Regions from separate parts of the Homo sapiens genome. Here region 1 is linked to region 2. A link is a loop called in an ENCODE intact Hi-C map of the cell type or tissue named here. Cell type or tissue: endothelial cell of umbilical vein. All regions are shown on one strand. Links, peaks and the distances in the headings refer to the core of each region. The heading gives the core; the rest is flanking DNA.

Region 1 (16,217 bases), core at 3,470-11,469, 340 kb before region 2:
ATCCCTCTCACAAACAAAACTTTAGTAGTGCCCCTTTATCTGCAGGGGGTACATTCTGAAACCCCCACTGGATGCCTGAAACCGCTGATAGCACTGGACCAGATTGCTGTCAGTCAGAACACATCCTTCTTATTATTTTTTAAATTAAAAACAATATGGGCCAGGGGCGGTGGCTCACGCCTGTAATCCCAGCACTTTGGGAGGCCAAGGTGGGCACATCATCTGAGGTCAGGAGTTCAAGACCAACCTGAATAACATGGTGAAACCCTGTCTCTACTAAAAATACCAAAAATTAGCCAGGCGTGGTGGCAGGCACCTGGAATCCCATCTACTTAGGAGGCTGAGGCAGGAGAATCGCTTGAACTGGGAGGCAGAGGTTGCAGTCAGCCAAGATCGCACCACTACACTCCAGCCTGGGTGACAGAGTGAGACTCCATCTCAAAAAAAAATTTTTTTTTAATATATATGTATTTCAGATGGGGAGTCTCAGTATGTTACTCAGGCTGGTCTCAAAATCCTGGGCTTGGGCTATCCTCCTGCCTTGGCCTCCCAAAGTGCTGGGATTAAAGGCATGATCCACCACACCTGGGCTGTAACACATTTTTGTTCAGGTCTTCCACCCACAAATTTAATGCCTTTTGCATCTTAACTAAGCACTTATCACACACTGTGGCCACAACCTTTGCAGTTTGAGATGTGACAGCAAAACTGGCATGAATTTCTTCTTCCTTCTTCACAATTTTACCAATGGAAGGTTTGCTCTTACTGTAGATCTTAGCAAGTCTGGCATAAGATTTTTTTTCCTTTTCTTATGAAGCTGAGAACTTTTACCATTTCACTTAAAGGGGGCACATTATGGCTTCTCTTATGCTGTCCATAGCCAAATGGACAACATCACTCCTCTTGTGCTTTGGGGTCATTATTAGGTAAAATAAGCACCGTGACACCGAGACAGTTGGTCGGATCACCAACTAGACAAAGGGGAGATTCACATCCCAGGCAAGATGGAGCAGGGTAGTGAGAGATTTCATCACATTGCTCAGAATGGCAGGCAATTTACAACTTAGGGATTGTTTATTTCTGGAACTTTACATGGAGTATTTTTGGGCTGTGGTTGATTTCAGGTAACTGAAAACTCGGAAGGCAAAACAGCAGATAAGGGGGGAGTACTGTACCTCTGTTGTCTTTTTATTATTTATTTATGTATTTATTTTTTAGAGACACAGTCTTGCTCTGTTGCCCAGGCTGGAGTGCAATGGTGTGATCATGGATCACTGGATCCTGGAATTCCTGACCTCAAGTGATCTTCCTGCCTTAACCTCCCAAAGTTATGGGATTACAGGCGTGAACCACTGCACTCAGCCCCTGTTTTCTTGATGACATTTCACTTCAGGTTAAGTTGAAGGAATTACAGTTTTCTCCCCTACAGCATTTATTTTTCCTTTGTCTTCCTTTATTCTGTTTATTTATTGAGGTTTAATTAACTATAGTAAAATTCATATATTTTAAGTTCAGGGCTCCTCAGGCTGCGTGCAATTCAGGGGTCCCATTCAGCCTATTGACTTTTTTTTTTAATAAGTTTTCTGGTAATATAGCCATTTCTATTCATTTACGTATTGCGTATGGCTGCTTTGCTTGCTGTTGCAAGTGCAAGCTGGAGTAATTGCAACAGTCTTGGCCCTCAATCTCGAAAATATTTATTATCTAGACCTTTACATAAGGTCTCTAGACTTTGCTGAAGTTCTATGAATTTTGACCAATTCAAACAGTCATGGAGTTACTACCATAATGGAGACATAAAAAATTTCCATTGTCCTTAAAAAATTGAGGGAGCCACAATTTGAGATAAGAAATGATTTTAGAAAAGTAACATTTTGCTCAATGTTAACACTGACTTTAGGTTTTTGACATTTGCAATCATTACGTATACGCGGCAGATTGTACGTTTGGCGTTCACATTTTCTGCAGAGGTTTCCCACTACTCTGCTCGACAGAACCCCGATTCCCTGCTGGGGAATTCATTCTCTCCCATTTTTGTACCTGACATGTGAATTAGCTGGATCCCAGCCAAAGCCTCTTCCATCCCTGCTGGTCCCGTTCATGCATCCAGAGACCGACACCTGCCGCAAAGGCAAGGAGAAAGGAAGGCCTTATTCGTTCCTGGGTGCTGCCAGAAAAGACTCCTGTCTGTTGGCCCAGAGGCAGAAAGCAGCCGGAATGGCTTGCACTCATCGGGGGCCTACGAGGGAGACCCCACCTGGAAGGAAAACTCAGGCTGACAGGGCAGAGCTGAGAACTGCAAAGAACCTGATCTTGGTCCTGATGATTTTCTGACCCCGGTTCAAGTCTTGCCTCTCTTTAGCCTTCCTGCTGGGCCTCTCTGTTACAGGGCCCAGTACATTACCTTGAGTGTAGAAGTTGGTTAGCGTACTGGTTTCTGTTATTTGCAACTAAATGAGCCCTAATGGCTACCCATTATATAACACTCAGGGAATTACAGAAACACCTTATCCAGTTATGCTGCAGTTGAGGATTTTATAATATGACTCAGCCCTTTGCAAACGGAACCTGCCTTGTCATTTCTAAGTCAATTAATCAATTGTCACTCATCTATTCTTTCACTGAATACTCATTGGGTATCTGCAATGTGGCAGGAAACCCCATTGTGACCCAAACTCTGGGGAAGTGCAGCTTCCTGTGGGTGTATAGCCCACAAAATCAGCAATCTGTACTAGTCAGGTCTTGCTGAACGAAGCCCCTTTCTGATTTGTCATGCATGCTTGAAACTTGGGGATCATCTGTGTCCCTCCATCCTCCCTGGAAGTCACCAATTCTGCCCTTCTCCCTCCTAGGGGAAGTATAAGAAAATAGTACTGGAATGGAATAGAGTGCCAGGCAGGAACCATAGTGACTCCAATGCCCAACATATTGACTTTCAGATATTTCTGGTTCATTCAAAATCCAGAGCTTGGAGGAAGCCCCGGTTTAGAGCTGTAGACTCGATGTCATCTGTGCAGGTCAAGGGGCCCAGGGAAAGTGAGGAATGGGTCACAAGAAGGGGAGCAGGGGAGCTCCTCAGGAAACACCAGCATCCCAGGCAAGAGAGAAGGACCCCAGGGGACCTAGAAGAAAGGGCCGGTGACAGAGGGGGAAGTCCAGGGCAGCGAGGTGTCCTCGGAGAGCACCGAGAGAGACTACAGGTGCCTGCCACCATGCCTGGTTAATTTTTGTATTTTTTTTGTAGAGGTGAGGTTTTGCCATGTTGCTCAGGCTGGTCTCAAACTCCTGAGCTCAAGTGATCCACCCGCCTCGGCCTCCCAAAGTGCTGGGATTACAGGTGTGAGGCACCGCGCCTGGCCTGGTGGTCCATCTTTATCTGTGTGTGCATGTGATGTATACTGCATGCATGCACACACACACTCACCTCTTTGTTTTAATTCCGTCACCTGAAGAACAGCCTTGAGACAGGACCAGAACAATGAAATGCTCTGTTGGGTGCAATTTGGCTCAAAAGAGTGTGATAACAGCAGGCGGTGGTTATAATATTATAATAGGAAGCTCAGAGATGTGCAATAATTTAGCGTGTGCAGCTGGGCATTGGGTGACAAGCGGGGCATTTGGAATGTTCCTTGTGAAATCCTTGGGTGGGTGGGGCCAGCTTCTTTGGCACTGCTGGGCCCTCACTCTCCATGCGCCGAGGTCAAGCTTCTTTGTCTGTGCAGCTGTGTCTTGGGCTTTCCCATGCATGCCTCTCTGAGCTGTTCTCTGCCTGGTTCGTTTTGTATTTTCTGTTGTCTTTTGTCTCTCCTGCTACCTGGGGTGTGGCCTGCAGGCCCTTCCCAACGTTGCTGAGGGTCCAGGGCTGGGGCACAAACAGACCCCCACTTGCCTTGGGTGTACACCATGAGCTGTAAATCAAGCTAACCACCTGCTGAAGAGAATCTCTTCTATCCTGCTACCTTCCAGGCCATGCTTCAGACAGCCAGGGTTGGTTGCAGCTTCCTTGGCCTCCCTGGCAATGCAGATACAAAGTGATGCGGAGCGCACAGCCCTGGCCCACGCCTGGGCTTTCTGCTACCCCCTCAGGCTCTGACCTGTGTGGTGGGAGGTCTTCACACCCTGGTACAGACTTTCCATCAGTGTACCCTAGGGGGCCCTCACCCTTGTCCCCATTTAGGGAAGAGGTGCTAGGGCCTATAGGCATGGCCTGGAAGCCGGAGGGCTTCACGTAGGCGCATCCCCTGCTCTCCCTTGGCCTCATGAGTCCTTTTCCCTGAGGCAGGACCGAGGTGGCTTCAGGGTAATGAATGTCTGAGATTGAGTGAGTGACAGAGAGAGAGAGAGAGAGAGAGAGAGTAGAGAGAGAGAGAGGTGGAAGGATCGAGGGAGAAAAAAGGAGGAAGTATCTGTGTTTTAAGTTTTTGTTTTTAGTTCACTCCTTAGAACTGGGGTGATAAATTTGACTATTCTGAAAATTTCTTTAATCCAAGTGTATATTAACCAAGCAATAATGTAGCTCCTACCAAGTGAAAAGTTTCGGGTCAGCCTAACACATGGCACGCCAAACAGCTTTATCCGGGCAGGCTGGTTCCAGGATTTCGTGGATTCTTTTACAGTCATATGCGGCTTGTGTGGCTTCGTGGAAGTTTGAGAAGAGTCTTTTTAAGGAACACACTTGCGGATGTTCTGTTCTGCTTTCCCTCTGGGTGTTTATAAATATGTCAGATGACACTACATGCAATGACATTGAACTTCCCCCATTAAACTCTAGGGATGGGGAGATTGGCAGCCTGCGTATTCAGAGCGGAGGTGAAAGTTTTAAGGAGGCCCACAGCCTCCTGGCTTCTGTCATTTCTGCAGATTGGAGATTACTTCCCTGCCGCTTTCTGCAGGGCTGTTGAAACCAAGCAAAATATAAGAACGTTTCAAGAAGCAGCCTCTTTGTGGGGAGCGTTTGGCTAGCAGGAAAGGAGAAGTGAGGAATGTGGCGTGAAAGAAAGAGTTGTCTACTGAATGAATCTGAATTGGCCACGTTTGTCGAGGAAAATCCTCCCTATTATGTATGTGTGGGGGTCTCGGTGAGGGCTCCTATAAGTGACTACCATAATTTAGGACCAGTTGATGAATTCATATATCTCTTGTCCTCTGTTCTCATAGTTTATGAGCAAAAGAATGGGCGGCCGGGCACGGTGGCTTATGCCTGTAATCCCAGCACTTTGGGAGGCTGAGGCGGGTGGATCACCTGAGGTCAGGAGTTTGAGACCAGCCTGACCAACGTGGAGAAACCCCGTATCTACTAAAAATACAAAATTAGCCGGGCATGGTGGTGCATACCTGTAATCCCAGCTACTCGGGAGGCTGAGGCAGGAGAATGGCTTGAAACCGGGAGGCGGAGGTTGCGGTGAGCCGAGATCGTGCCATTGCACTCCAGCCTGGGCAACAAGAGTGAAACTCCGTTTCGAAAAAAAAAAAAAAAAAAAAAAAGAATGGGCCTACTAAGTAGTCACCTGTCATTTGGAAACCCACAAAAATGGGAATTACTACGAGTTTTCAAATTCTTGATCTAGTGCACTGTAAAAGTTTTCATCACATTTTTTTGAGTGCGGTGTCTTTTCTTCTTTTCTTAATCATTTCTGATGTTTTTGCCCTGTATAGTGACAGGACTGTAATGGAATGGGATCATTTCTCTTGCGTGGGATTGTGGGAGTTAGTTCCATCAAGTGAAGGTTACACCACAGATGCCACGCAGCAACAGCTGTGTGGATGGAAAATTCCAGAGTCTTTTTTGTTGCAATATTTTCCATTTTTTATATGTGCAGGCAACTGTGTGCTTAACTGAACTCAGCTGTTTGAAAATTCACAGAGACTGTGAGATAATACCTGTCTTTTGTCATTTAAGCAAGTTTTAGTAATAGAAAAGCAGTGGTTGGTTTAAAAGAGTTTATGAAGTATGTGTTTCGTGAGCAATACTTGGTTCAACACCAAGAGAGGTTTAAAAATCGCAGTGTTGGCCGGGCGCGGTGGCTCATGCCTGTAATCCCAGCACTTTGGGAGGCCGAGGCGGGTGGATCACGAGGTCAGGAGATCGAGACCATCTTGGCTAACATGGTGAAACCCCGTCTCTACTAAAAATACAAAAAAAATTAGCCGGGCGTGGTGGCGGGCGCCTGTAGTTCCAGCCACTCGGGAGGCTGAGGCAGGAGAATGGCGTGAACCCAGGAGGCGGAGCTTGCAGTGAGCCGAGATCACTCCACTGCACTCCAGCCTGGGCGACAGAGTGAGACTCCGTCTCAAAAAAAAACAAAAAACAAAAAACGCAGTGTTTAAATTCTGATAGATAACACCTGTAATCCCGGCACTTTGGGAGTCCAAGGTGGGTGGATCACCTAAGGTGAGGAGTTCGAGACCAGCCTGGACATCATGGTGAAACCCCATCTCTACTTAAAAAAACAAAAAAACCAAAAAACAAAAAAAACAAAAATTAGCCAAGCGTGGTGGCTCATGCCTGAAGTCCCAGCTACTTGGGAGGCTGAGGCATGAGAATCTTTTGAACCTGGGAAGTGGAGGTTGCAGTGAGCTGAGATCATGCCACTGCACTCCAGTCTGGGCAACAGAGTGAGACTCTGTCCTAAAAAAAAAAAAAAAAAAAAAAAAAAAAAAAAAAAAATTCTGACAGATACAATAGAGCAAATGTGCATGAAATAATTTATGTTTTTTTAATAGAGAGAAAATGAAAGATGGTTATAGGACAGTTTCATGGTTCAAGGAAGTGGTGAGTTTTCAGCTGTACTCTGAGGATGGATAGAACATTCTTAAAAGAAAAACTACGAAGTAAAGTATGTGTTTATTGTAAGGGTATGCATTGCTAACTTTTTTTTTTTTGAGACAGAGTCTTGCTCTGTCACCCAGGCTAGAGTGCAGTGACGTGCTCATGGCTCACTGCAGTGTTGACCTCCTGGTCTCAAGCAATCCTTTCACCTCAGCTTTTCAAGTAGCTGGGACTACGGGTGTGCATCACCAGACCTGGCTAATTATTATTATTTTTTTTTTCATTTTTTGTAAAGATGGGGTTTTACTGTGTTGCCCAGGGTGGTCTTGAACTCCTGGCCTCAAACAATCCTCCCACTTCAACCTCCTAAAGTGCTGGGATTACAGGCGTGAGCCACTGGACCCTGCCCATTGCTAACTTTTGACAACAGAGCACACACACCTAACCAGCAGCCATATCAAGAAAATAACACTCCCAGCACCCTGGAACCTTCTGCCCCCATCCACTTCCCATCACCACCCACCACCTCTCTGAGCAGTGTGAATGCATGGTACCCATTTGTGTACTTTCTATACACGGAACCATGCTCTATTTAGCTGGTTTACCTCATCATCACGCTTGTGGGATATTTCACTCTTACGTGGAGGTGCAGGTCATTTGTTTCATTGCTCGTAGTATTTCCCTGTATACATATACCACATTAATCCATTCTATTGTTGTTGGGATTTGGGATGTTTCGTTTTAGGACACTTTGAAGAGTCTGTTGCTATGGGTATGCAAATGCATGTCTTAGGGTGATCATATATGCAAATTTCTGTGGGGTGTATGCCCCGGAATAGTAGACAGTCCCTAAGTAGTGGCAGCAGTTCACACTCCCACCAGCAGGGGGCGAGGTTCCAGTTGCTCCACAGAGAGCTTGATGGGCATAGTCAGGAAGCCACACAGAGAGCAGGAAAGAAAGTGCCAGCCTGGGTTTAGAGACCGAGCGTCCCCGAGCCCATGTTAGGGCCACCTTGGGGAGCCAAAAGAAATAAGGTGGCTGGGTCTCAGGAGGTGGGCAGGGCCGGGTGGGTGCTTCCTTGCAGCTTGCAGAGTTTGAACTCACCCCTAAGCAGTTTACAGCTTTGTAATTTACTTGGGTACTCCAAGGGCTTCGGAACCTATTTTCTTCCTTCCTTCCCTCCTTTCCCTCCCTTCCCTCCTTCCCTCCTTCCCTCCTTCCCTCCCTCCCTCCCTCCCTCCCTCCCTTCCTTCCTTCCCTCCTTCCCTCTTTCCTTCATTTCCTTCCCTCCCTCCCTCTCTCCCTCCCCTTCCCTTCCTTTCCTTCCTTCCCTTCTTTTCCTTCCCTTCCTTCCTTCCCTCCTTCCCTTCCTTCCTTCTCTCCCTCCTTCCCTTCTTCCCTCCCATCCATCACCCAGGCTGGAGTGCAGTGGCATGATCATAGCTCACTGCAGCCTCGACCTCTTGAGCTCAAGTGATCCTGCTGCTTCAGCCTCCCAAAGTATTGGGACCATAGGTACACTTCACTATGCCCAGCTCATTTTTTAATTTGTTTGTAGAGATGGGATCTTCCTATGTTGCTTAGGTGGTCTCAAACTCCTGGGCCCAAGCGATTGCCCTGCTTAAGCCTCCCAAAGAGTTGATATTACAGGTGTGAGCCACTGCACCCGGCCATGGAATCTGATTTGTATTCTAAGCAGCCTCTGCTTCCCATTGCAGCTCCATTTCACCCCAAAGGTGTATGTTGGTTCCCCAGTAATAGATCACACAGAACCTTCTTTCCTTGATGGGACTTGGGTTGAAGACCTTAGGTGTACTGTCTCCTCTCTTTCTTATCTCTCTTTTCAGATTAGGTGTTGATTTTAAGAAACTCCAGAAAATAGTAGACCCATAGGGTTCCCTCATTGTTTTGAAAAACAGCTTGAGATTTTGGGGTTTTGAGTACCTTTCTATCCATCTTTGGCAAAAGGAGTCGTAATTCCCAGCCTGTCTTCGATCTAAATTACTCCAACCGTTTTGAATGTGCCCAGAACGCTGTATGAAATGGTTCAGTCCAATACAATATATCTTCTAGCCACATGTGGCTATTTAAATTTAATTGAACTGAAATCAATTTAGTAATTAATAATTGATTAATAATTAAATTACTAATAAGATTCAGTTCTCAGTTAAGCTAGCCACATTTTAAGTGCTCAGTGACCACAAGTGGCTAGTGGCTACTCTGTTAGGCAGCAGAGAACATTTCCATCATCACAGAAATGTAGTGGGCAGCAGAGGATGAGATGGTGAAACGCCGAAGGAGGGTGGATTGTATGAAAAATGTACATGTGATGTGTCCTGTTTTAGTGGTTACTAGAAAAATGTTTGGTCCGTGATCAAAGCTGCATCACTGTAGTAACATTTCGTGTTCCTTGGGATTCTTATTTCAGTCATGTCTGATAGGCACTTCTGCATTTTGTTTCTCTCACACATTATTTTTTTCCTGGCTGTGAAATAAAAATCTGGGTGTTTAGGCATTTCCCACCAAGTGAAAAGCCATCACAACTTAGGACTGCATGTTGATTTACGGCTCATGTGAGCATAAGTAACTTGCCCAGAAAAATGCTGCCTTAACCCAGTGCTCACAACTCCTCTCTGCAGCTGGAGGTGGGCTGGGGTGAGATGAGGTCATCAGCAGGCCAGACCACTCCTGTCTGAGGGCCTGCTGCCGAAACTCTCCAGTGGGCCTGGAACAGGGAGCGGAAGAACACTTGGAGGATCGAACAAGACATTTTAGTTTAGGAAATTATTCTTATTTTTGCATGCCCTAGGGATTTTTGCATGTTACTGAAAAAACAGTCATACTTCTTGCCCTTCAAAGTATTTTCTGAATAAAACAAATGTCTTCTGGGAAGCTCAGATCAATCAAAGTCACAACTCCAAGATATTCCCTAGTTTCTTCTTAGATATAGAATTTATTCCCTTTTGTGTCAGCATAAAAATGAGAACAAAGCCCTGTGGTAGACTAGTTGTGTCATATGTATTTTGGCCATCATTCATTCATTCATCCAAAAATATACACCCAGTGCTTATTACTTACTGAGCAGTAAATTTGATCCTGGGGATGCTATGATGACCAAAACTGCTCTATCCCCTGTTCTCATGACCGTTATTATTCAGAAGGGGAGATTAGTGTTTCAAAAATGCAAGAAGTCCTATAATTAGGCACAGAATAAGGTGACATAATTGGCAAAAATTGAACTGACAGTTAGGGAAATGTAAGTTGAGATGGTCAAAATATTTTGATTTTACACAAGACGTCATGGAAAAGGTAGTGTTGTTAAATGAAAAAGCACAGGCTTTTGGGTTGAGACCTTTGGATTTAATTCCTGGCATATTTATTACCTATTGCCATGTGACAAGTCACTCCCTTGCAGTTTACAACAACTGTTTATTATCACATAGTTTCTAGGGATAGGAATTTGGGAGCAACTTACTTGGGTGGTTATGACTCAGGATCTCTCATGAGATTGCAGTTAAGACTTCAGCCCTGGCTGAAGTCAGCTAAAGCCTTAATTGGGGCTGGAGGATCTGCTTCCAAGATGGCTCACCCACATGGCTTTTGGTAGGAGGCATCAATTCTTCTTTGGCTTTTGATTGTCATTCTCATTCGCAGCAAGTGGACCTGTCCAATGGGCTGCTTGAGTGTCCTCACAACGTGGCGGCTAGCTTCCCTCAGAGTGAGTGATCAAAGAGAGAGCCAGATGGAAGACACAGTGCCTTCTATGACTTAGTCTTGGAAGTTTCATACCTTTATTTCACCCTTATTCTATTTGTTGGAAGCAAGTCACTAAATACAGCCCACACTCGAAGAAGAACAATTGGGCTCCATGTTTTGAAAGGAGAAGTATCAAAGATACTGGACATATTTAAAAACCATTTAAATATGGCTCATTTTCCTCTAGCTGTGGGATGATGAGCAAGTGTCTACATTCCCTGTGAGTTTTAGTTTTCTCATGTGACAAATAAGTTTAATAATACCATGGCTGGGCATGGTGGCTCACGCCTGTAATGCTAGCACTTTGGGAAGCTCAGGAGGGAGGATCCCTTGAGGCCGGGAGTTTGAGGCTGCAGTGAGCTATGATTGCACCACTGCACTCCAGCCTGGGTAACAGAGTGAGACCCTGTCTCTATAAAAAATTCAAAGTAAAAATAAATTTTATAAACAATGATACCCATGTCACAAAGCTGCTAAGAGAGGACTAAGTGAAATGCCGTAAGTGAAGAAAGATTTGTAAATTTTAAGGAGTTATATAGAGGTTAGTCATTTGGAAAAGCGTGGCCGAGCGTGGTGGCTCATGCCTGTAATCCCAGCACTTTGGGAGGCTGAGGTGGATGGATCTTTTGAGCCTGGGAGTTTGAGACCAGCATGGGCAACATGGCAAAACCCTGTCTGTACAAAAAAATACAAAAGTTATCTGGGCATGGTGGTGTGCATCTGTAGTCCTAGCTACTTGGGAGGCTGAGAGCCTGGAAGGTCAGGGCTGCAGTGAGCTGTATTGCACCACTGCACTCTTGCCTGCTTGACAGAGTGAGAGCCTGTCTCAAAAAAAAAAAAAAAAAAAAAGGCAAGAAACATGGATCCCCACACTTATAAACTCCCTATTTATGCAGTGCAAGACATTTGTTAAGCATTGAAGAGTTTCCAGGGTGATTCAGGCCTGATGTTGTGGGCTGTTGAAGACTTTCTCCATCTTTTCATTTTCATTCTCTTCTTTTTTTTTTTTTGGCGGAGTCTCGCTCTGTTGCCCAGGCTGGAGTGCAGTGGCACGATCTTGGCTCATTGCAACCTCTGCCTCCCCCATTCAAGCGATTCTCCTGCCTCAGCCTCCAGCGTAGCTGGGATCAGAGGCACACACCACAAGGTCCAGCTAATTTTTTTTTCTTTTCTTTTTTTTTTTAGAGATGGGATTTCACCATGTTGGCCAGGATGGTCTTGAACTCTTGACCTCAAGTGATCCATCTGTCCCAGCCTCCCAAAGTGCTGGGATTACAGGAGTGAGCCACTGCGCCCAGACTATTTTCATTCTCTTCTATTGGAACTTTAGGTTGATATGGATTGGAGTTCCTCAATATTTCTTTGATTAAACCAATTTGTAACTCTTTGTCTGTCTGTTTTGGGAAGATTTTTTGATTCAGCCTTCTAATCATGATTTCTTTTCTTGGCTGTGTTCAGCCAGCTTAAAGTAGATTCTGTCTATCATGTTTGAAATTTCAATGGCTCTTTTCATCCCTAAGATGTTTATTTTTTTCTATCCACATTTTTTTGTACTTTTCGGCATTAGTTTCAATTAATAGATGTTGTTGATCTCTACTCATTAGGGGCTTACCAATGAAAAGAGTTAAACCAACACAGATACACAGAAAAGAGATGAAAAAAAAAAAAAACAGCTGGTGACAAATGAAGAAATGAAGGAATGTTTTGTGCTAATGAAGAGCAACTAATGCTTTAACACTACACATTAACACTACGCATATTCCATGTGTTAGTGATTGTGGTGAAGGCTATCTTGTAGCTTCATTTCTTCTAGTTTCTTCCTTTGTGTCTTTAATGCGGGTGCCAGTGATGAGTAGTGAGGCCCTGAATCCCAGCTGGGATGAGTGTGCCAGTTGTTTCCTTTGGCATCCACTTTCTGTGTGTCTATGCTGCTCTAACTCTTTCAGTTTGTAAGCTCCTGATGTGCAGAGATCAGCAGCTTCTGTGATGAAGGCATTCATGTGTGTTTCTCCTTTACTGTTAGCTTTTGGCTTTTATCTGCTGATATCCCTAACTCTACCATCGTGGCTCTATTTTAACACGAGTGCTTACTTGCCTGTTTTCGGGCAGTTGCAAGTCTCTCTGACCATTGGCCATTTTTACCTTTCCTTTTTCCCCACAATTAGCCTAATTTCCCCTCTTTCTTCCTAAAGATCAGTGTCAAAAAAGATGAGAAAAGTGCCCAAGAAGCGACATACAATGGCAGCAGAAGCCCTCTAACGCAACTTGCTAGGCTCAGTCAAGCCATCTTTGGTGATCACGTACTCTGGTCTCCACAGTGGACTGCTTTGCCGCATGCTGTACATCCAAAGAAAATGGGGCATTGCTTTTTCTTTTCCGGAACTCACTATTAAGTGTTTCTGGAATCAGTGGACTGGCCCATGGCTGTCAGAATCATTTAGGCTGCTGCGGAGATGGCTATGGTGTTGGTGCTTTTGCCATAGACATCACCATTCGGTATTAATAGTGTCTCCTGGCTGGCTGCAGCGTGGCTCACGCCTGTAATCCCAGCACTTTGGGAGGCCGAGGTGGGCGGATCACGAGGTCAGGAGATGGAGACCATCCTGGCTAACAGGGTGAAAACCCGTCTCTACTAAAAATACAAAAAAACAATTAGCTGGGAGTGGTGGCGGGTGCTTGTGGTCCCAGCTACTCAGGAGGCTGAGGCAGGAGAATGGCGTGAACCCAGGAGGCAGAGCTTGCAGTGGGCAGAGATCGCGCCACTGTACTCCAGCCTGGGCGACAGAGCGAGACTCCGTTTCAACAACGAAAAAAAAAACTGTCTTTATTGCTAGACTTTTGACTCCGACAATGGACATAGATGCCTTTGTGCTTTTTTCTGTGCATCTTTGGCCAGAAATCAGGAGGTCTGGATCTAACATTAGCTTTGCACTGCCTGGCGGTGGCACAGGTTGTGCAGGCTCAACATCACCCTGGCTTGGCGTGGTTACTGGTTTATGTCTTGTGTGCTGAATGAGGGAACGGAAACACAAATGAAATAAAGACAGGATCTGGGGTAATTCAGTCGGCTTGTCCAAGCTTTAGGTTCACCGTTTAAAAACAAGGTAATTGCATTCATGCTCTTTAAAGATTCTTTCAGCTCTAACACTTTTTAATGATTCTAAATTAAATTATTCTTCATTGAACTGAATACCTCAAAGAAAAAAACACAAGTCGGTAATCTATCATAGTGCTGTATTATAGTTAGATAGTATCCAGTGATGATTTCTTGGTATTTTTTCCAAGGAGAGTGCATAAACTCAAGAAGATATTTTAATTAGTATTTCATCTTTATTATCATTGCTTTCCTAAGGTGCTTAACCTTGTCAAGCTGTTGCAGGGCTCACCTATTTTATGGTTAGCGGTATCAGTCTCACTCAGATACCATCATCACGTGGCATTTTGATAATTTGACAATTCCTCAGCCATCAACTGCCTTAACACTTTACATTCATTCAGATTCTTTTCTCTGTAGGGTGAGTTTTTAGAAAACTTCCTGGTAGTGAATTACTGAGTCCCTGTTACAAAAGGAACCACACTTATTATTTACCCTTTTATAACCTTGTGTGTGTGTGTGTGTGTGTGTGTCTGTGTCTGTGTTTCTAGCAAACAGCTTGCCATTAGCAAAGTCAAGTTGCTTTCCAATGTACCAATTGCTATGTTCTCCTTAATTACATATTAGTTATCAATTTCCCTAGATTAACTATGTTTTACAAGTATATTTTGATTTTGTGTTGGCCACTGTTGTGTTTCTCATCTTAAAACTGGCCAAGAACATATACAGGCCCGGCGTGGTGGCTCATGCCTATAATCCTAGCACATTGGGAGGCTGAGGTGGGCGGATGGCTTGAGCTCAGGAGCTAGAGACAAGCCTGGGTAATATGGTGAAACCCCGTCTCTACAGAAAATACAAAAATTAGCTGGGTGTGGTGCCATGTGCCTGTCCATTACATGCATACAGTCTCAGCTACTTGGAAGGCTGAGGTGGGAGATTCCTTGAGCTTGGGAGGTTGAGGCTGTAGTGAGCTGGAACTTCACTCCAACCTGGGCAACAGGGTGAGACCCTGTCTCAAAAAAAAAAAAATTAATTAAAAAAATAAACACACATGCAGCATACTACATAATGCTACAACATGGGACTAGAACAACAATTAAATCTTTCTTGATGCTGCTTGACTTGACACCAAACCACCAACCCTAGTCCTTGACTATAAACATTTCCTTAAAACGTACTCTGTTTTTGGAATTTCTTGAGGTAGTTGAATTAGAAGCACTTGGTTTTTCAATTATAGTCTTATAAGTCAGGAAAACCCCTTTCAGTGCATTGCTTTGTACATTGATAATACGAAGCAGCATCACCGGCATCTTTGAGAAGCTTCTGGAAGGTGTGAGGGACTTGTAGAAGGTATGCAACACCTGTACAGGGGACTCCCAGATTTCTTGGGAATTCCATTCTGTTCTGCACCGTGGGATAGATGATAAAATAGCTTGTTTTAAAGCCACTAAGTACAGATGCCCTTGGAGGCTGATTTTATGAATTCAAATGACCAGGGGCATAGAATAATGGTTAAGGGTGTAGGCTTTGGGATCAGACTTCCCAGGTTCAAACTCTTATCCTGCCTCATACTAGCTGGATGAACTGGCTGAAATTTCCTACTGTCTCTGAGCCTCAGTTTCCTTATTGTGAAAAAGAGGATAACAGTACTAATCCCAACATAGGATTACATGAGCAATCCTAGTTGGATAACTGAATGCTTAGAACCATTGTCTGGTCGTAGGAAATGCTCAACAGAAAAAATTTTTTAAAGGTACGCAAAAAAGCCACTTTGTGCCATGTTTCTTTTCCCTTGATGTAAATAATGAAAAATTAAATCCAGATACACAAGAAAGCAGGATAGTCACTTACTAAATTTTTTTCCTTATTTTTACAAGATGTTTTCTTGTGGGATTAGAGGGTAGACTTTTCAAAGAGGAGGTGGCACTGCGGTTGGAGAAACATCTGGCTGAAGGAGGGACAAATAGACATTTTATTTGGGTAATTACTCAGAATATAGAAGGCAGTTTTCTGTGCTTGAGAAATTCCCTGCTATGGTGAGAGAACCTTCTTAATTTTTGTTTTAAATTTTATTATGCATGACAGGCTGGATTCTCTTTAGGGGTCTTCTGGATATTGGGTTTGCTCATATAATTTCACACGAACTGAGTTATTCCACTTATCTGTGAGCAAATCTCATACATTTGATTTTATGAATATAATTTGGGATGTATTTGACTGAAAGAGACTTTGGCTAACACGGTAAGAATTTCATCTTGGTATAGGTGTAGCAAGATAGAAAACACATAGCAAATGCAGCAAGCCTGTTTTATAGGAATCTCATTGTATCAAGATAAATTGTTTCTTAAAAACAAAGGGCTTTGGAGAAGTTGAGGCTGCAATGAACTGTGATCGCAGCACTGCACTCTAGCCTGGGCACAGAGTGAGACCCTGTCTCAAAAAAAAAAAAAAATTAAATGAAGGGCTTGGCATATCCAATATAGTCTTGTTCACAATGTAGCATCTAATACAGCTAATATTCAGTCCATTACATGCATACAGTAAAACAAATAAACAAAAAAAACCCTTGAGGTTAATTTTATTTCAATGTACTTGAT
Region 2 (16,217 bases), core at 3,015-11,014:
ATATTTATCCAAGAACTTAAAACAGAGCTACCATTCAACCCAACAGTCCCATTACTAGGTACATACCCAACAGAAAAAAAATTATCCTATCAAAATACACATGAGCTCATATGTTCGTCACAGCACTATTCACAATAGCAAAGACAATGAATCAACCTAGATGCTCATAGACTATGGACTGGATAAAGCAAGTATGGTACAGACACACCATGGAATACTATGCAGCTATAAAAATGAACAAAATCATGTTATTTGCAGCAACATGGATGCAGCTAGAGGCCATTATCCTAAGCAAATTTATGCAGGAATAGAAACTCCAACACTGCATGTTCTCACTTATAAGTAGGAGCTAAATGAACATTGAGTACATATGGAGATAAAAATGAGAACAATAGACACTGGGAAATACAAGAAGGGGGAGAGTGGGAGAGGGGAAGTGTTGAAAAACTACCTATTGGATACTATGCTCACTACCTGAGTGACAAGATTATTCATACACTGAAATTCAATGATACAAAATTTACCCATGTAACAAACCTGCACATGTACATCCACAAACTAAAATACAAGGTGATAAATAAATAAATAAATAAATAAATAAAAGCTTAATTTTTAAAACAAAGTTTGTTTCTTTATGTTTCAGGGACTCTTGGCAGAAGAGAATGGTGTGATATCATTGTTTTCCTAAGTCAATACTTCATCATACTCAACATATCTGAGTAGTAAGTACACATTTGAATAGTCCCTCTTTCTCTAGATTGTCTTTATTCTACTTAGTTTAAGCTATCTCATTTCTATATTTTATTTATTTACTTTTCATTATGAATTTTATTTTTTATTCAGAAGTCATAATTGTATAAACTTATAAGGCATAATGTGATGCTCTGATATATGTACACCATGTGGAATGATTAAATCAAGCTAATTAACTTATTTACCACCTCACTTATTTATCATTTTTTCTGTGGTAAGACATTTGAAATTCTTGGTAATTTTGAAATATACATTATTATTGACTATAGTTATCTCGTTGTGTAATAGACCTCAAAACTTATTCCTATTGTCTATCTGAAACTTTGTACCCTTTAACCAGCGACTCACCATGTCCTCTTTCCCACCCTATTCCCAGTCTCTCACAACCATCATTCTACTCTCTACTTCGCAGTTCAGCTCTTTTAGATTCCAAATGTAAGTGAGATCACGTGGTATTTATTTTTTTGTGCTTGGCTTAATTCAATTAGCACAATCCCTTCTAGATTCATCCGTTTTGTAGCAAATGACAGAAGTTTCCCTTCTGTTGAGGTTGAATAGTATTCTGTTGTGTAGATATCATATTTTCTTTACCCATTCATCTGTAGGTGAACACATAGGTTGATTCCATTTATTGTCTATAATGAATAATGCTACAATTAACATGGGATTGCAGCTATCCTTTTGACACACTGATTTCAGTTTCTTTGAATCTATACTCAGAAGTGGAATTACTGGATCATAAGATAGATTTATTTTTATTTTTTTGAGGAATCTGCATATTGTTTTCTCACCAATGACAAAAGCTATTCTAATAGGTGTGAAGTGATACCTCATTGTGGTTTCAATTTAAATTTTTCTGTGGATTAATGATGCTGAGCATTTTAAATATACAGTCATGTATTGCTTAATGATGAAAATATGTTCTGAGAAATGTGTCAGGTGATTTTGAGAACATCATATAGTGTACTTACACAAACCTAGATGGGATAGTCTACTACAAACCTCAGCTATATGGTATAGCCTATTGTCCCTAGGCTACAAACTTATACAATATGTCACTGTACTAAACACTGTAGATAAATGTAACACAATGATAAATATTTGTGTATTTAAATTTCATTCTTCTGCATGTAGATATCCAGTTGTTCAAACACCTGTCACAAAAAAGGGGTTTTTCCCACATCATGTGTTCTCAGCACCTTTGTAAAAAAATCAATTGGCCACTGATGCATGGGTTTATATCTGGGCTTTCTATTCTAATCCATTGGTCAATGGGTCTATTTTTATGGCAGTATCATGTATCATGGTGTTTTAGTTACAATTATTTTATAATTTTTTTTTAAATCAGGGAGTTTGGTGCCTCCAGCTTTCTTGTTTCTGTCCAAGATCGTTGGCTATTCAAGGTCTTCCATAGTTCCATACAAATTTAAAGATGATTTAATCTACCTCTGTGAAAAAAATGACATCTGAATTATGATAGGGATTATGGTGAATCTGTAGATTGCTTTGAGTAGCATGGCAATTTTCACAGTATTATTTCTTCAAATCCATGAATGTGGGATATCTTTCTACATGGGCTATCTTTCTATTTATTTGTGTTTTCTTCAATTTTTTTATTGATGCCTTTTATTTTTCAGTATAAAGGTTTTCTATCTCCTTTAATACATGTATACCTAAGTTTTTTGCTCTTGTAAATAAAATTATATCTTAATTTTCTTTTTAGATAGTTTATTATTAGTACTAAAAATATTATTGATTTATGTATGTTGGCTTTGTGATCTGCAAGTTTACTGAATTCGTTTACCATTCTAAAAGTTTTTGGCAGAGTTTTTAGGGTTTTCTATATGTAAGATCATGTCACCAGCACATAAAGACAAATTCGCTTCTTCCTTTTATGTTTGTATACTTTTTCTTTCTTTCTCTTGCCTAAGTGCTCTGGCTATGATTCCCAAAACTATGTTGAACAAAAGGGGTGAGAGTAGAGTAATGTTAGCTATGGGCTTATTAGTATGGCCTTTATCATTCCCTCTCTATATAATTTATTGAGAGTTTTCCTTGTAAAAGGATGTTGAATTTTGTCAAATGCCTTTGCCACATCTGTTGAGATAATCATATGGTTTTTGTCCTTCATTCTGTTAATGTGATCTATCATGTTGTTATATTTGCAACATTCAACATACGTTGAATTATTCTTGCATTCCAAAGATAAATCTCCCTTGATAATTGTGAATAATTTGTTTCACTATGCTGTTGAATTTGGTTTGCTAATGCTTTGTTGAGGATTTTTGCATTTCTGTTCATCAAAGATATTTGTCTGTAATTTTCTTTTGTAGTGTCCTAGTATATATTTTTAATTAAGCTTCTATTTGATGAACATGTAAAATTATTAGAAAAAGTAAACACGTTTCTAGGATTATTTTTTCCTTTTTTTCTCAGTATTATACTCTTTTTTAAAATTTCAAATTCAAGCTTCTCATAAATAGTATTGGTTTATGCTTCCTGAGAAACTCCTATACTTCCAGTATGTCCTTAGTTCAATTTTGTGATACACCTTAAATAAACGTTAGAAACCATATGGTGAAGGTGGTTGTCTCTCAATTTTTGTTACAGCATGTAGCACACAGCCACGAAAATGTTTACTCTCTAAATTTCAGGTACTATTCAAGGGATCTGGCTGCATATGGAAAAGTCCACCATCCTCTATCTGAAACTCTTAGGGTCATATGCATGCGAAATTACCATTTTTCTTCTGATTTTAGAAAGGTGAGTATTGCATAGACTATATATTATGTAGCCCACCAGTGAGAGTCCAGAATAGCACCTTATAATCAAGCAAATTAGTATGTCTACAGCTAAATGAATGTTCACACTGGATAAGATAAAGACTATAAATGGATTTATGTCAGTTCTTCAAATGAATCAAATGAGTTACAAATATTATCAAGTAGAAAAGAAAGATTTTCAGATAGAAGACTTATTTATTCAAGAAACTTTAATGACACTGTTGACTATAGAGATGAAAACACAATTTTATAAGGAAGGAGATCACAGATGAGTGTAGTATAATAATTCAATCCCAGCACTTTGGGAGGCCAAGGCGGGCAGATCATGAGGTCAGGAGATCGAGACCATCCTGGCTAACACAGTGAAACCTCGCCTCTACTAAAAATACAAGAAAAAAAAAAGGGAGTCTAGCTATATATAATATGCTACGGTCACAAAGAAAAAAATACACCAAATCTAGTTTAAGGGATTGGGAATAATTTTCAGAACAGGGCAACTCTCAAATATACTCTTGACAAGTATGAACATAAACTGAAGAAGGGAAGAGAGAGGGAATAAAGTTGCTGGCAAAGAGAACATTTTTCAAGGCAGCAAATGTGATCAGGAAGGAACAAGAAAAGGATGGATAAGAAAAAGCTGAAGTCAGCATCATGTTTGACTCTTTAGAAGCAAACCATTTATCTTCAGTCTATTGTGTTATTAAACTTCTGTTAAATCTTGCTGTATATTTGTGTCATATTTAAATTAAGCTCTTATTGAACCTTATCTTTGTTTTTCATACACAATTTTAATGACTCTTGTAGAAATATTTTAAAATAAAATTGGAATCCAGATATGTTTCTTTGGCTTATGTTCCACCTTACCTCCATGTAAGTAGAAATCTTCTAAGACATTTTCACAGCTCTATTTAATTTAAACTTGCATCAAAATTTACCTGAAATACTTCATATGGTAGGATCAGAGAATGAGTAGAGCAGAATATCAAAAGAGCTTGTGAAAATAAAAGCACAGTAATCTGCTTATTTTTAAATTAAAAATTATTTAGACAAGTGATTCGATATATTTCAAAAATAATGCTTTTGATAACAAGACAGTAAACTAGGAAGCTCCAGGCCTTTATTCTTCTACAGAAACACTAAAAGAAATTAGACTAGTTAAAATAACGTTATGGGATTTCTGAAAAACAGTTAATGGTCTGGTGTACATAGGTCTGCTCTGTAATCACCCAATGGAGAAAAAGCTACCTTCAAATTGGTACACAATTTTTATTTTGCTTCTACTGACCTTGGCCCCGTTCTTTCCATGATGCAGTGAGATGTGGTAGATATAAAGCAGCCCAGTTTCTGATCAAGGAATTTCTCCCTTGGGCGAGAGGAAGAAGAAAAAACCTTACTTGCAACATTCTGAACTGTCTGGGAACTACCTAGTATTCTGCCCTCTAATTTTCCTTTCCTGGAATTCAGAGAAGAAAAACAGCATATGCCAGGCCTCAGACTAAAAAACAAAAAGCCATAGAAATTGTCAGTGAAAATGGTTTGTAAAAGCTTCAAGGGGACTACAGACCCACTGATACTGGGAGCTAGAGATTAGTAATTAAGGATTGCAACAGGACAACTAAGACACACTAAGAAGCTGGGCTAGGACTCTTTTGGAAATTAAAGCATTTAAGCAAACATACGTGTACACACACACACACACACACACACACGAAGTCCTAGGTGAGATGCATGCTCAAGGAAGACCTGAGAAAACTTCAAGACTTTACCCCTGCTCGGGACATGCATGCTGAATAGTGAAGGCCTTTCTTGGCAAAGAACCAGTCAGCAAAGACTGGCTATAGTGATTGCTTTTTCAAATGCACATTTTTTGTTTGTTTGTTGCATCAAATACCCAATTTTTTAATGTAAAAAAAAAAAAAACCCACAGTATTTTCAAAGAAAGAGAAAAGGCCCATTCAAAGGATGAAAGAAAAGTGGCAAAATCACCTCTGAGCAAACAACAGTTTTTAGATATATTAAACAAAATCTTTAATATAACTTCCTTAAGTATGTTCAAATAACTTAAATAAAAACAGACAAATTAAAGGAAATTTTAAAATGATATCTGAACAAGATGAGAATATCAACAAAGAGACAGAAACTACAAAAAGAAACCAAGTAGAAATTCTGAAGCAGAAAATATAATAACTGAATTGAAAAATTTACTAGAGAGGATTAACAGCAGACTTCAACAAGCAGAAGAATCAGCGAATGTGTATACATTGCATTTAAAATTAGTAGATAAATTATTATTACTCAGAATTCTCCTGAGAACCTAAGAACTCTCACTAACACAGCTCCTCAGACTCAATAATTCATCTATTTATCTTTCGTCTATATACCTTTCTATATATTTTTTCTGTATAAGTAACATTTATTGAACATAGTATTTAAAAGACTCTGTAAACTAGATCTTCTTTGTATTCTGCTAAGACTTGTTGCTTCTGACTTGAGTGTGCATGTGTGTGTCTGTGTTGGTCCTTCCGAGTGCCTCATATTTGCAGCTCCTTATTCTTTGGTGAGAATAAACACCAGGCATTTTACTTGCATTGCTTCTTCACTTACAGTGTGTTGATAGTCCTGTTTGATGAAACTCTGACCAACTATCTCCCCCTTGTGGAAAACATTTATTGGTGTTTCACTCTATCTAGAGAAGACAAGGCTGCCTTGTTGTGTTTAGTACTGCACTTTATTTCCTCACTGAGGCTGTCTTTGTTTAATTTTTATCTGAAATGCCAGATTCATAAAGTATGAGTGTATTAGTCTGTTCTTGCATTGCTATAAAGAAATTCACAAGACTGGGTAATTTATAAAGAATAAAAGTTTAATTGGCTCACAGTTTTGCAGACTGTACCAAAAGCATGGCAGCATCTGCGTGGCTTCTGGGGAGGCCTCAGGAAACTTACAATAATAGTGGAAGGTGAAGGGGGAAGCTGGCACATCTTACACGGCTAGAGCAGGAAGAACGGGGTGGGGGGAGGTGCTGCACACTTTTAAACAACAAGATCTTGTGAGCACTCACTCACTATCACAACAGCAGCACTGAGAGGGAAATCCGCTCCCAAGATCCAATCACTTCCCACCAGACCCCACCTCCAACATTGGAGATTAAAATTGAACATGATATTTGGATGGGGACACAGATCCAAACCATACCAATGGATCTGGCAGTTCTTGTTTTAATTCAGGTAGAAAAATCCTTCTAAAATGAGCATTTAAATTTTAAATATTTCTCACCTACTCCTCTTTTGGTTCCATTATTCGACTTCAGTCTAATGGAGCAAATCTCAATTGTTACTGAACTTATTTTGGTTTTCTACTTCTCCTCTCTATCAAAACAGAACATTGCTCAAAAAAGAACATTTGACAGATAATTATAAAAAAGCACAAAGAGTCACCTACAATTCCACCTTCAGTGAAAAATCCTCTGATATTTTAGCATATTTGCTTGTTATCTTTTCTCTAGTATATTTGATACTTCGTGTTAATGGTCAAGATCATATGGAGTATGTAATATTGCATCGTTAAGCCCTTTTTTATAATCTGCTTTATTCACCTATTGAAACAAGACCAGATCTGGCTTTGGAATCTTCTGGAAATAGCCTCCTGTAAAATGAAAAAGGTCTTGCACTGAAGGGCTCAGGAAAATCTAGGTTCAGCTCACTCTAACAAACAGTAATTTTGTTGACAAATTACTTTAGGCTCAGGGCCGTGGTTCACGCCTGTAATTCCAGCACTTTGGGAGGCCGAGGGAGGCGGACCATCCGAGGTCGGGAGTTCGAGACCAGCCTGACCAACGTGGAGAAACCCCGTCTCTACTAAAAATACAAAATTAGCCAGGCGTGGTGGCGCATGCTTGTAATCCCAGCTACTCAGCAGGCTGAGGCAGAAGAATCACTTGAACCCGGGAGGCGGAGGTTGCAGTGAGCAGAGATCGTGCCATTGCAAGGCAGCCTGGGCAACAAGAGGGAAACTCCGTCTCAAAAACAAAAAAACAAATTACTTTAATGTCAAGGATCCTGCCCTGATTCTTTCACTTACCATGAATCCCTTCAGACTCTCAGATACCTTGCCATTAGTTCTGAAAATTTCAGTACATAACTATAATAACAATAGCTAACACTGTTTACTCTTCTAAGTATTTTATGGTATTAATTCAACAACAGGTCTACCAATTAGGCACAATAATTGTCCCTGTTGTAAGGAATAAGATTAAAGCACAAAAAGTTAAGTAACTTGCTCAAGATCACACTGCTACTAAGTGGGGAAACTGGGATTTAACCCTCTGGCAGTCTGACTACAGAGTCCATGGTTTTAATCACTATATTATGTGGCCTCTCTGGTAACTGAAAAAATGCATATGAAAGCAGTGTGAATATTACAAATTGATGAGCAAATATAAAATGAATCCTTGCACATTCCATTACAGAAAAAAAAAACAACAACTATGAGCCACATTTTTGTGGGTAATAAAAGCACTGAAAAGAAGTTTGGAGCTTATTGAATTATTTTTTGACTATTCAAATGAGAATTTAATTTCTGAAAATATACTAGGCCTGGGTCTATGCATGAGTCAAATATTTAAGTTTCAAAATAATTTTCATGTTAGACATTTTAAAAAATTAATAGAATTTATTTCTTTTTAAGACAATTATTTTTTATTTTACTTTTTAATTTTAACATACAATACACACACCTCAGCTTCACATCTTTGTTCGTGGAACCCAGGACGGTTGATCATAAATTTGTTTCAGAGATGATCTAGACTGAAGCTCTAAAAAGCCGTGCAAAGCCCAGGCACCTATTAGAATAAGTCAACCTGGCCCTTTTATCCTGAAAATTACCTAGTATGTGGCTTATCCCAACTGCCACCAAAAAAATTCTGATTACTTAGGATACTTCGTATATCATGAAGTAATGGATGAATAGAAGTGATACTAAAGACATTTTACAATCAGTATGGCACTGGTATCAACCAATCAAAAATTATATTGCATCTATTAGAGTGGATGTGCTATTTTTCAGCTGGAGATTTCAGCAAATCTATCAGGTTCTGATTCACGCTATACCCCTTCCTAGCTGTGGTCTTGGGTAATTTCATCACTCTTTATTTACTTCTTTTTATACCCCAACTTTTATTTTAAATTCATGGGTACATGTGCAGGGCTGTTATATAGGTAAGCTACATGCCATGGGGATTTGGTGTACGTATTATCTCGTCACCCAGGCATTAAACATAGTACTCAATAGGTTGTTTTTTGATTCTCAGCCTCTTCCCACCCTCCACCCTCAGGTAGGTCCTGGTGTCTATTCTTTTCTTTGTGTCCATGTGTTCTCAATGTTTAGCTTCCACTTATAAGTGAAAACACGAGGTATTTGATTTTTTGTTCCTGTTAGTTTGCTTAGGATAATGGCCTCCAGCTCCTTCCATGTCGCTGCAAAGGACATGATCACCTTCTTTTTATGGCTGCATAGCAGTCCATGGTGTATATGTACCACATTTTCTTTATCTAGTCTACCATTGGTGGGTATTTAGGTTGATTCCATGTGTTTGCTGTTGTGAATAGTGCTGCAACGAACATACACGTGCAAGTGTCTTTATGGTAGAATGATTTATATTCCTTCAGGTATATACCCAGTGATGGAATTGCTGGGTCAAATGGTAATTCTGTTATAAGTTCTTTCAGAAATGACCACACTATTTTCTACAATGACTGAACTAATTTACATTCCCACCAGCAGTGCGTAAGCATAAGCATTCCCTTTTCTCTACAACCTCATCAGCATTTGTTTTTTGACTTTTTAGTAGTAGCCATTCTGACTGGTGTGAGATGGTGTCTCATTGTGGTTTTGATTTGCATTTCTCTAATGATTAGTGATATGGTTTGGATCTATGTTCCCACCCAAATCTCATCTCAAATTGTAATCCCCGTGGATCAAGGGAGGGACTTGTAATCCCTGGAGGGAGGGAGGTGATTGGATCATGTGGTGGGTTTCCCCCATGCTGTTCTCTTGATAGTGAGTGAGTTCTCATGAGATCTGATGGTTTTATAAGGGGCTCTTCCCCTTTCACTCCCTCTTCTCTCTCCTGCCACCTTGTGAAAAGCTACTTGCTTCTCCTTTGTCTTCTGCCATGATGGTAAGTTTCCTGAGGCCTCCCCGGCCACGTGGAACTGTGAAAAATCACCTGGTGACCATTGAACAGGCCCTGGAGACAAAAAAAAAAAAAAATCCTTATCTGAGGAATTTAGAAGAGAGCAAAGACCGCTTGGTGACCATCAAACAGATCATCCAGAGGCAAAACTCCTTATCTGAAAAATTTAGAAGGCAACAAACACCTCCTGGTGACCATCAAATGGGCCTGGAGGCAAAACTTCTTATCTGGGAATTTAGAAGTAACTCAATTTCCCTGGTATCTAAGTTGGCATCTGGTTCCAGGCCTCTTTCAACTTTTATAAGTAACTAAAATTTCTCTGCATCTCTGGAATGTGCTGAAACTCATTTTACAACCCTGAGCTCCTGCCTTAAGGTCTATTGATACCGCTAAGGAAAAATCCACCGAGGCATGCTCAGTCCTCTTGCTGAGGCACCCAATGTAGTGTTCTTCCTTCCTAATAAACTTTCCTTTTTCAAACCTATACTGTTGTTGGTAAATTCTTTTTACCAACCTGTGAGTTGACCACTTCCCACTGCCAGGGCTCTGACATCTTTCTGGCAACCTCCTTTGTTTATAAATTACCTAGTCTCAGTAGTATCTTTACAGCAGTGTGAAAATGGACTACTACAGTAAATTCGTTATAGGTAGTTAGGTATGAGTGGGGCAGGCGAGGGCTCTCTCCCCACCCATTATACATGTCAGGTGATGGTTTGGCAATTATCACATTGCCTCTCTAAAAATGATAGTTTGGCAGTGCTAGGGAGAGATCATTTCCTGATGGTCCACACCTGTTAACATCAAACTGTTAATTGAATGCAGGCCCCACAGAGAAGCAACTTCCTGGGCATGCGTGTTAAGAGACAAAAAAAATGGCCTGTAATCCCAGCACTTTGGGAGGCCGAGGTGGGCGGATCACGAGGCCAGGAGATCAAGACCATCCTGGCTAACACGGTGAAACCCCGTCTCTACTAAAAATATGAAAAATTAGCCGGACATGGTGGCATGCGCCTATAGTCCCAGATACTTGGGAGGCTGAGGCAGGAGAATCACTTGAACCTGGGAGGCGGAAGTTGCAGTGAGCCGAAATGGTGCCACTGCACTCCTGCCTAGGCGACAGAGCAAGACTCTGTGTCAAAAACAAACAAACAAACAAAAATGGCAAAGTATGATCTTCCAGGTATATTCCACTGGAAAAGGGAAGAAAGCCTCAGATGGGCATGCATACCAACTCCCTAAACACACTGCGTGTGTGCACAGTTATAAAAGGTAAGGAAGACACTGCGCATGTGGGCTGCCCCAAGGGAAGAATCGTGGGAAAGAGGTGAGCCTAGGATCCAGGTTAAACGCCTCGTTTTTGCTGTTTTCTTTTGCTCTCTATTCTCTCTTGGACCTTCAGGTGCCCGTTTGGGTCTCTGGGTCTCTTTCAAGTGAATTTTCCTTTCTTTCCTGTTCTAAAGGCTTTTAAATAAACGTCCACTCCTGCTCTGAAACTTACCTTGGTCTCCCTTTCTGCTTTATGCCTTTTGGTCAAATTCTTTCTTCTGAAGAGGCAAGGACTGAAGTTGCTGTGGGTGTGTACGGATTACTGCTGGTAACCTGGGTAACTTGGATCTCTTCCACTGGTAACAAATTGGTACTGCAGAGAGTAGGGTACTACTATAAAGATACTTGAAAATGTGGAAGTGACTTTGGAACTTTAATGGGCAGAGGTTGGAAAAGTTTTCAGGGTTCAGAAGAAGACAGGAAGATGTGGGAAAGTTTGGAGCTTCCTAGAGACTTGTTGAATGGTTTTGGCCAAAATACTGATAGTGATATGGACAATGAAGTCCAAGTTGAGGTAGTCTTGGACAGAGATAAGGAGCTTGTTGGGAACTGGAGCAAAGGTCACTCTTACTATGCTTTAGCAAGGAGACTGGCAGCATTTTGCCACTGCCCTGGAGATCTGTGGAACTTTGAACTTGAGAGAGATGATCTGAAATTGGAACTTATGTTTAAAAAGGAAGCAGAGCATAAAGGTTTGGAAAATTTCCAGCCGGCCATGAGGTAGAAAAGAAAAGCCCATTTTCTGGGGAGAAATTCAAGCTGGCTGAAGAAATTTGCATAAGTAACAAGGAGCGAATGTTAATAGCCAAGACAATGGGGAAAATATCTCCAGGGCATGCCAGAGGTCTTCACAGCAACCTCTCCCATCACAGGCTTGGAGGCCTAGCAGAGAATAATGGTTCCTGGGCCAAGCCCAGGGCCCCCACTGCTCTGTGCAGCCTTAGGACTTGGTACCCTGTATCCCAGCTGCTCCATCTCCAGCTGTGGCTAAAAAGGGCCAAGGTACAACATGAGTCATTGCTTCAGAGGGTGCAAGCCCCAAGCCTTGGTGGCTTCCACATGATGTTGGGACTGAGGGTGTACAGAAGTCAATAATTGAGACTTGGGAACCTAATTTGGGAGCCTAGATTTCAGAGGATGTATTGAAATGCCTGGATGCCCAGGCAGAAGTCTGCTGGAGGGGCAGAGCCCTTATGAAGAACCTCTGCTAGGGCAGTGTGGAAGGGAAATGTGGGGTTGGAGTCCCCACACGGAGACCCACTGGAGGACTGCCTAGTGGAGCTGTGAGAAGAGGGCCATCGTCCTCCAAACCCTAGAATGGTAGATCCACTGACAGCTTACACTATGCACCTGGAAAAGCCACAGGCACTCAACACCAGCCCACGAAGGAGCTGCACAAGGCCATGGGAGCCCAACTCTTGCTCCCAGCATGCCCAGATGTGAGAAATGGAGTCAAGGGAGATCATTTTGGAGCTTTAAGATTTAATGACTGCCCCGCTGGATTTTGCACTTGATCGGGGCCTGTAGCCCCTTTGTTTTAGCCAATTTCTCCTATTTGGAATGGGAGCATTTGTCCAATGCCTGTACTCACATTGTATCTTGGAAGTAACTAGCTTGCTTTTGATTTTACAGGCTCCTAGGAAAAAGGGACTTGCCTTGTCTCAGATGAGACTTTGGACTGTGGACTTTTGAGTTAATGCTGAAATTAGTTAAGACTTTCGGGGACTGTTGTTGGGAAGGCATGTTTGGTTTTGAAATGTGAAAAGACATGAGATTTGGGAGGAGCCAGGGACAGAATGATATAGTTTGGCCCTGTGTCCCTACTGAAATCTTATCTTGAATTGTAATCCCCGTGTGTCAAGGGATGGAGGTGACTGGATCATGGGGCAGTTTCCCGCATGCTATTCTCATGATGGTGAGTGAGTTCTCATGATATCTGATGGTTTTATAAGGAGTTATTTACCTTTTGCTCTCTCTTCTCTCTCCTGCCACCCTGTGAAGAGGTGCCTTCTGCCATGATTGTAAGTTTCCTGAGGCCTCCCCAGCCATGTGGAACTGTGAGTCAATTAAAACTCTTTTCTTTATAAATGACCCAGTCTCAGATATTTCTTTACAGCAGTGTGAAAATGAATTAATACAATTAGTGATGTTGGGCATTTTTTAAATATGCTTGTTGGCCACATATATGTCTTCTTTTGAAAAGTGTCTGTTCATGTCCTTTGCCCACTTTTTAATGGTTTTTTTTTTTTTTTTTTGCTTGTTAATTTGTTCAAATTCCTTATAGATTCTTGGTAACAGACCTTTGTTGCATACATAGTTTGCAAAAATTTTCTCCCATTCTGTAGGTTGTCCCTTTACTCTGTTGATAGTTTCTTTTGCTGTGCACAAGCTCTTTCATTTAATTAGATCCTATTCATCATTTTTTGTTTTCGTTGCAGTTGCTTTTGGCATCTTTGCATTGAAATCTTTGCCAGGGTCTGTGTCTCAAATGGTATTTCCTAGGTTATCTTCCAGGTTTTTTAGAGTTTTAGGTTTTACAATTAAGTCTTTAATCCATCTTGAGTTGATTTTTGTATATGGTGTAAGGAAGGGGTCCAGTTTAAATCTTCTTCATATGACTAGCCAGTTATTCCAGCACCATTTATTGAATAGGGAATCTTTTCTCCATTGCTTGTTTATGTCAAGCTTTGTCAAAGACCAATGTTTGTAGGTGTGTGGCATTATTTCTGGGCTCTCTATTCTGTTTCACTGGTCTATATGTCTATTTTTGAACTAGTACCATGCTGTTTTGGTTACTGCAGCCTTATAGGGTAGTTTGAAGTCAGGTAGCATGTTGCCTCCAGTTTTGTTCTTTTTGATTAGAATTGCCTTGGCTATTCAGGCTCTCTTTTGGTTCCATATGAATTTTAAAATATTTTTTTCTATTCCTGTGAAGAATGTTACTGGTAGTTTCATAGGAATAGTATTGAATCTGTAAATTGCTTTGGACAGTATGGCCATTTTAACAATATTGATTTCTCCTATCCACGCACATGGAATGCTTTTCCATTTGTTTATGTCATCTCTGATTTCTTTGAGCAGTGTTTTGTAATTCTCGTTGTAGAGATCTTTCACCTCCCTAGTTAGCTATATTCCTAGGTATTTTATTCCTTTTGTGGCTATTGTGAATGGGATTGCATTCTTGATTTGGCTGTCAGCTTGGATATTGTTGATGTATAGAAATGCTACTTATTTTTGTACATTGATTTTGTATCTTGAAGCTTTGCTGAAGCTCTTTATCAGATCTAGGAGCTTTTGGGCAGAGACTATGGAGTTTTCTAGGTATAGTATCATATCATCTATAAACAGGTATTTTGACTTCCTATCTTCCTATCTACATGCCTTTTATTTCTTTCTCTTGCCTAATTGCTCTGGCCAGAACTTTCAGTACTATGTTGAATAGGAGTGGTGAGAGATGGCATCCTTGTTTTTTCTGGTTCTCAAAGGGAATGCTTCTACCTTTTGTCTGTTCAGTATGATGTTGGCTGTGGGTTTGTCATAGATGGCTTTTATTATTTTGAGGTATGTTCCTTCAATGCTTGAAGATTTTTAACATGAAGGGATATTGAATTTTATTGAAAGCCTTTCTGCATCTATTGAGATGATCATGTGGTTTTCATTTGTAGTTTGGTTTATATGATGAATCACATTTATTGATTTGCATATGTTGAGCCAACCTTGCATCCCAGGAATAAAAACTACTTGATCGTAGTGGATTAGCTTTTTCATGTGCTGCTGGATTTGGTGTGCTAGTGTTTTGTTGAGGATTTTTGCCTCTATGTTCATCAAGGACACCCAATAGATAATTTTAAAGACCCTGACCCCCTTCCCACCCTTCTCCCTTTTGGAGTTCCCAGTATCTATTGTTTCCATCTTTATGTCAATGTGCACCCATTGTTTAACTCCTACTTATAAGTGAGAACATGTGGTATTTGACTTTCTGAGTTATTTCATGTAGGATAATAGCTTCCAACTCTATCTATGTTACTGCAAAGGACATGATTTCATTCTTTTTTTGTGGCTGCATAGCATTCCATGGTGCGTATGTATCACACATTCTTTATCCAGCCATCATTGATGGACACTAAGGTTGATTCTATGACTTTGGTATTGTGAATAGTGCTGTGATGAACATGTGAGTCTGCCTGGGTTTTCTTGACACAAAATTTCTTTTCCTTTGAATGGAACCCAGAAGTGGGGTTGCTGGGTCCTGCTAATTTCTGATCAGCTCCCATCTTGAAGTCTCTCCCAGAAGCACTGACCTTTTAAAGAAGAACTGTAAAATATATTTTTTAATCGAGAGTAAAATAAAATGAGTCTACTATGATGGGAAATAAGGGCAGCTTTCATCTCTGTGGTCAGCTCCCTCAAATTTCACCTCCAAGAAAGGTCAAAAGACTTATGGGATCGAGTATTTGATATTCTTACACATTTTAATGTCTTGGAGGCTCCAAATGCCAGGGTGGCATTCGCATTTTGATCGTCACTTTTCAGTTAGTAAAATTTCCAGCCACAGACAGGATTTCTCATTCTTGGGGCATGAGATGACAGCAATTATTTGACTTTGAGAAATTGCAAAATGTTTTTTCTCTCCTTTGTGTGTTTTTCTGGGAGTCAATTAAGAGCAGGCTTTCCTGGTTGCTTAGATACTCATCTGTCACCTCTAAAGGTCCCATCTTATCATTTGATTACATACTTTTGACTTTTATTTCATTGCAACTGACTTTGTCAAACTTTACCCGAGCCCTAGTATCCTTGGAAACAGTGATAGTAAAGAGACCCCCCAACTCTTGGAGTTCTGGAAATAGCTTACTGCAAACAGCTACCTTTCCCTATATGACTTAGATAAAACAGATAGATGCCCCCTTGTTTACTGAGGACAAGACCAGGCTTGGTCTTAGTAGACAGAATGTTGAATAACCAGGATTGCTGAGCTGGGAATCTGTCATGGAATATGTATATGTATATGCATCTGCATATAATATGTGTGTGTGTGTATATATAAATGTATAAAGTGTGTACACACCCATACACATATGTACATATTTCACGCTGCCCATTGTATTTCCTTAAAACAGGGTTCCTTTCCAAGATCCTTGATGATTCTGAGATTTTGACCCATC

Evidence for each region. A loop is a pair of places that touch in the nucleus more often than their neighbours do. Peaks named below come from ENCODE experiments on the same cell type or tissue, not always from the same donor. Only the 100,000 strongest peaks of a DNase experiment are listed, where the experiment ranks them.
Region 1: it touches region 2 in a loop (14-fold over the local background); 12 of 110 quality-filtered maps call a loop at or near these places.

Annotation. Positions count from the first base shown.
Region 1 is chrX:9,304,822-9,321,038 of GRCh38, reverse strand. No RefSeq gene overlaps it. Among named protein-coding and RNA genes, the nearest start is that of TBL1X, 150 kb to the left of the region's middle. In endothelial cell of umbilical vein, for the core only: a CTCF peak has its summit at 7,644 (motif pointing right); no DNase peak of the experiment used is centred there.
Region 2 is chrX:8,961,288-8,977,504 of GRCh38, reverse strand. No RefSeq gene overlaps it. Among named protein-coding and RNA genes, the nearest start is that of LINC03114, 42 kb to the right of the region's middle. In endothelial cell of umbilical vein, for the core only: no CTCF peak of the experiment used is centred there; a DNase peak (open chromatin) is centred at 6,154.